Regions from separate parts of the Mus musculus genome. Here region 2 is linked to region 1. A link is a loop called in an ENCODE intact Hi-C map of the cell type or tissue named here. Cell type or tissue: heart. All regions are shown on one strand. Links, peaks and the distances in the headings refer to the core of each region. The heading gives the core; the rest is flanking DNA.

Region 1 (2,906 bases), core at 290-2,789:
TCAGAGGTTAAGAGCACTGACTGTTCTTCCAGAGGTCCTGAGTTCAATTCCCAGCAACCACATGGTGGCTCACAACCATCTGTAACGGGTGCGATGCTCTCTTCTGGTGTGTCTGAGGACAGCTACAGTGGACTCATATACATAAAATAAATAAATCTTTAAAAAAAAAAAAAGGGAGGCTGGTGAGATGGCTCAGTGGGTAAGAGCACCCGACTGCTCTTTCAAAGGTCAGGAGTTCAAATCCCAGCAACCACATGGTGGCTCACAACCATCTGTAACGAGATCTGACTCCCTCTTCTGGAGTGTCTGAGGACAGCTACAGTGTACTTACATATAATAAATAAATAAATAAATAAATAAATAAATAAATAAATAAATCTTTTTAAAAAAAAAAGGTAAATTGAAATAGCTGAGCACATCTTTAATCCCAGAACTTGGGAGTGCTCTCTGAGTTCAGGACCAGCCTAGTTTACAGAGTGAGTTCCAGGTCAGCCAGGGCTACACAGAGAAACCCTGTCTCAAAAAAACCAAAAATAAATAAATTCAAGTGTGATGTGTAGATAGGCTGAGGGTCAATGACTTTGAAGGCAGCACCAGGGGCCAAGGCAAGGCACTACTAGGTCGAGTCCCTGTAGGTCAAGGGTCATATATATTTGTCACAGCACAGCATCTTCAGACTTTAAGCCAAGCCTGTAGAGCCACCCCTCACCTGGAGGAAGGACGGGCAGAGCCTGTCCTTGTCGTAGTGTGCTGGCTTCACATGGGGCCGGCTTTTGTTTTGGCCACGGGCCCTCTTGGGCACCTGCCTTTCACGGGATTCAATTGCCACCTCTGTCTTCCCATTTTCCTGCCCATCTTCCAGGCGAATTCTTTTGGCCCCTGGCTCAGCTGGGTCTCCTGTGGGCACTTCCTGGCATGCACCCTCCTGCTTGTCTCCATCCAGATATTCGTGGAACCGTTCTTTGGTTGTGCGGTACCTGCCAGAGCGGGAGAGGCTCGATGTGCACAGGGAAAGGGGCTTGGGGGCTAATGCCAAGCTCACGTGCTCCTGCTTGCAGGAAGCTTTCCCTACTTAGAACCAGCCAGTTTTCACCCAGTGCCACGGGGACACCTGTTTTACACTTGAAGGAGCCATTTGTGTCTCTGCTCTGAGAACTGAATTGCCTTAAGGGTTGCGACACACAAATATCAATATCCTTGGTAGGCTACGAAGGAACTACAAACCCCAGCATGCTTGGCAGCGAGACTCAAGCTACCACCCTTCCCAGGTCTTTCGCTGCGAGCCATTTTTTTTTCCCTCGTGGAGACTACAAGCCCCACCATGCACCTCGGGCCCTGCTTCTGGTTCCCCAAAGCTGCCTATGTGCACAGCCGGCCTCATGGCTTGTGACAACCAACACATGTTACACTCGTGTGTCAGCAGAAGGTAGGTAAAGACTTTGGCGCCTCCGGGATGCCGCTCTCCAGGATGCCGCCACACCTCCCAGCATGCACCACTCGCACCCGCCACGGACGCCGGGAAGGCCACATCAGCTTCGCTGACGGGCGCCAGCGACTCACTGAGCTTTAATGGGCGCCACCCCCCGTTCGCACGCGCCAACCCCGGAGTCACCGCCACCACCGCTCTCCGCTGCCGTCTCCGCCATCGATGCCCCTCACACCAGCTCTGGAGTGTGGCAGGAAAGTCTTCCGGGTCGCTCGTGTCCTCTGGAGCCTACAGAAAGAAATGCGCACGCTCAGACTACAGCAATGCTGCTAAGGCGCGCGTGCGCACGACCGTGGGGGCGGGGGGGGGGGGGGCCAAGGCTGCGCAGGAAACGGAAGTGCTCAAGGGTCCCGGAGGGGTTCTTGTCGGTCATCCGTGGGTCACTCTTGATCCGTGGAAGTGAATCTGGGGGTGTGGGTGTGGGTGCAGCTCACACTCACCTACTCTGCTTCTGTCCCTTTTACAAACGAGTCTGTTATTTTATAATAAAAAACCGCAGCCCGAGCGGTGTTGCGCACGCCTTTAATCCCAGCACTGGGGAGATCGAGTCAGGTGAATCATGAGTTCGAGGCCAGCCTGGTCTATAGAGTGAGGTCCAGAACAGCCTGAGCTACTCAGAGAAACCGTGTCTCAGAAGACAAACAAAAAATACCAACAGCTTTGAAGGATCAAATGACTTCACGGGGACACGCTGTCCTTTGACAGTGCCCTTCGTGAGCCACTGTGGCCCATAAACGCGTGGCAATTTGAATTATTTTTATTGTACTGCCTTTTCTTTTCTTTTTTCTTTTTTTTTTTTTTTTTGAGACAGCGTCTCACTATGTAGCCCAGGCAAGCCTCAAACTCAGAAATCCTCCTGCCTCTGCCTCCCAAGTGCTGGGATTAAAGGTGTGTGCCAGCGTTACTTTGAAAGTGACATTTACTCATCTATTGTGTGTGTGTGGGTCTCCTGTGTGTCACCCTTATGTGGAGGTCATATGACAATGGGGGGCGGGGGTCCCTGCATCCCCATGTCGGTCCCGGGATTGAACTCAGCCCCTTGAGCCTGACATCAGGCACTTCTCCGATCCTGCAATTACTATTTTAATAAAAATGTGCTTAAACATGTAAGAACAGCACTTGGGTGGATCGGGAGGTAGTGTTTTGTTTTTGTTTTGGTTTTTTTTTTTTTGGGGGGGGGGGAGGGGGTCGAGACAGGGTTTCTCTGTATAGCCCTGGCAGTCCTGGTGTTTGAGGCCAGCCTGAGCTACATGTCTCAACCAAAGCCAAGTCAAACCAATCAGTATTTAAATTTATTTAATTCATGGAGATGGGGGTCTCACCCTGTAGCCCAGGCTGTCCCGCAACGCACGAACTAGACTCTGCTGGTTGTATAACATAAGGGGAAACAGGCCCAGAGAGGTAAAGCGATTAATTAGCC
Region 2 (2,906 bases), core at 163-2,662, 67 kb before region 1:
ATCCTGGATAGTTGACATGGAAAAAAAACTGGGGGAAAACAAAAAACAAAAAAATAAAAAACCCTGACTCCTGCCTGCCATTGTTACTCTAACATAAAAAACATATGTTTGGAAGAGGGGAACAGGGCTTTCTGCCAAGCCGAATGATCCTTGGAGGACACAGGGGAAAGGCAGAAAGTGTTCACAAGTTGTCATCTGATCACATGTGTATCATATCATGTACATATCACATCCTAAAGAAATAAATGTAAAAATACTAAAACTCTATGTAAGGAGTGAGCCAGCTGTATCGTCAGCGAGTGAGAGGCTTAGAACTCTGAGGTGTGTGGCTGAGATGAGAGGTTCTCTTTCCTTCCCATCCACAAGTGTCCCAGGTCTAGAAACCCTCCTGCACTTCTTTCCACAGTCTCCTTGCTAAAGACCAGGTTTCCAACCCATGAGCTCTGGGGACACACTTCTCAGTCTCTAAAACCAATGAGTTCTGAAGGGCCACAGTTTGGTCCAAACAGATTCAGGCTCATTCATGCATAGCCATTTGCCTCCATGATAGTTACAGTTGAGTCTATGGGACTGGGTCTCTCAGCACGGGGGTGGGGGTGGGGGTGGGGGATGGGGACCGGACACTAGCTTTGTAGTGTAGGCAGCCAACAAAGTGGTGTTGTGGCACCAGGCTTCCAGTTGCTCCAATATATTTATTTTGGAAACTCCAGTCCTAGAGGCAGCGTCTACTGCCTTTCTCGCGGCCTAAGTTCAGGATTTCATGAGTTAGACTGTGCACAAATGCTTGGTGGCACCTGCCTCTCACCCTAGTAGTCAAGGACCTAAGACAAAAAGAACATTAACTTGGACTACATAGTGGGAATCTAGTCTAGCTTGGACTACTTAGCAAGACCCTGACTCACCGCTTTGGGCACATAAGCCCAAATTACCCATGTTCACTGGTGCAATTGGACGTTCAATGAATGAATGAATGAATGAATGAATGGAGCTATGGTCTGACAGCTCCTCCGCACTTGGGTCTCTGGGTTTAAACCTTTCCTTTTGCGTTAACTTTTCATTCTGTTTGTGTCATCCCACCAAAATATAAGCTTTATGAAGAGTCCACATTGAGACCTGTATATATATATGAACCAGAGAGGACAGAGAAGCGAGATGGGGTGGGTGAGGAGTTGTCAGCTTAGCCAGGACTGGTGAACACACACCCATCATCCCAGCACTAGGAGATGGAGCCAGGAAAATCAGGTGTTGGAGGCCAGCTTAAGCGGTGTAGTGAGTGTATACAAGACACCGGCTCAAAAAAAAAAAAAAAAAAAAAAAAAAAAGGAGAAGCGCTGGAGAGGAGGCTTCTGCTCTTGCAGAGGACCCGGGATCGGTCCCTGCTCAATTAGGCGGCTCATAGCAGACGGTCACTCTGGTTCCAGGGCGATCCAACGCTCTCTTCGGGTCTTCATGCGCATTGCATGCACACGCATAGACAACAATCTTTAAAAAAAAAGTTTTCAGTTTGTGGACCATGAAAGAGCAGGCGCAAGGCCAGAGTCTGCTGCTCCCCTTAGACGGTGAGCGCCTCCGGTCTAGCGGAATCACCGTAACTCCGCAAAACACGCACTGCCACCAGTGGGCCCTCGCGCACCTCCTTAGAGCCAACCCTTCCCGGGAGCCGCGCGCCTCCCGCCAGGCCCCGCCCTCCTTCTCAGCGATTGGCTGGTATTCTACCCAAGGACCTGCCCCTTCACCTCTGACGGGCACTATGAAAGCCAATGGGGAGATCGCCCGCCCTCCCCGAGGCCGTTGGAGGCGGGCATGGGCGGGCCGTTGGAGGGGGCGGGGCGTGCAGCTTGGTAACCGTTGCCGGGCGCAACGCCCCGCCCCGTGAGGGCAGCGCGAGGCTGAGGCGGGCGGGCGCCTGCTGCGGGCGGGCGCTGCGGGCGGGCGGGAGGGCGGCGGGAGCCGGAGGAGGAGCGGCCGGCGCCGCCACCGCCGCCGCCATAGAGACTGTAGCCGTGGAGACTGTTACTTACCAACGCGGAGCGACACGCAGCGGCCGACGCCGCGGGAGCCGCTACCGGAACTCCCTGCCGAACTCCAGGTGAGCGGTGCGGGCCGGGGCAGGGGGCGGTGGCGGAGGGGGGGGGGACCCCGCTGGAGGGGGGTCGCGGGGGCGGGCGCGGCCGGACCCGGCGCCCCAACTTTGCAGACGCCAACCTCATCCAATCCTGATAGGCGCCTCTGATTTGGGGGAGCCCTGGGCTGGGTGGAACCCCTCTCACACTCTCAAAAGTTTGTAAAGTGAAGCGATCTCTTCTCGCCTTTGACGCACTAAATCTGACTTTGAGGAGCGGGGACTCCAGAAGACCCCTCCTTGTCTCTTACTCCACAACACCTGAAACTCGGAGGCGCCCTCAAACTAGTCAGTCCTCTCTTTGACTACTCCCAAAGCCTGAATTGGAGTTGCCCCAAACCCGCTCCTTGCTGTCATCCCCCTAAAACCTGAGTTGGGGGCTCCCACAGAGCCAGCCATTCTCGTCCAAGTCTGAAAACCCAGAGGCACCGTCTCCCTTTTATACTTATGAAATCGGGGTTCTGGCTTTTATCCATGTACTTAACTCCGAGGGTACTCTTCTGCTTGCCTCATAGTTCTGACCCTCGGGTTTCCTTCTTGACTTAGGATTTGGGGGCTCCGGCACCGTTTTCTTGTGCTTTGACCAAAATAGTCACTGCGTTTGTTCTGTTCTGGAAGGAACTCCTCCCTTCGCGTTTTCTTGCCCATCCCAAATACCCCCGGCGCCCCAAATCCTCGGACCACTCTCCCCTGGAACCCGACACCGCTGCGTTTGGGGGTCCTTTACCATGCCGCTCCGGGAAGCTCAAGCGCACCCATAGCGTCCTCTTTGCCGAGATCCCCA

What was found. Hi-C counts contacts between places; a loop is a spot of excess contacts. Peaks named below come from ENCODE experiments on the same cell type or tissue, not always from the same donor. Only the 100,000 strongest peaks of a DNase experiment are listed, where the experiment ranks them.
Region 2: it touches region 1 in a loop (2.6-fold over the local background); 4 of 42 quality-filtered maps call a loop at or near these places.

What each region holds. Positions count from the first base shown.
Region 1 is chr17:56,763,596-56,766,501 of GRCm38, reverse strand. Dus3l (dihydrouridine synthase 3-like (S. cerevisiae)) reads right to left here and starts at 1,751. Exons shown (of 13, transcript NM_144858.2): 1 at 1,561-1,751; 2 at 710-977. The coding sequence starts at 1,646. In heart, for the core only: no CTCF peak of the experiment used is centred there; DNase peaks (open chromatin) are centred at 1,491, 1,571 and 2,561; H3K4me3 peaks cover 1,855 bases; H3K27ac peaks cover 1,917 bases.
Region 2 is chr17:56,830,066-56,832,971 of GRCm38, reverse strand. Rfx2 (regulatory factor X, 2 (influences HLA class II expression)) reads left to right here and starts at 1,964. Exons shown (of 17, transcript NM_009056.2): 1 at 1,964-2,089. In heart, for the core only: a CTCF peak has its summit at 1,599; a DNase peak (open chromatin) is centred at 1,741; H3K4me3 peaks cover 1,557 bases; H3K27ac peaks cover 1,294 bases; H3K27me3 peaks cover 829 bases.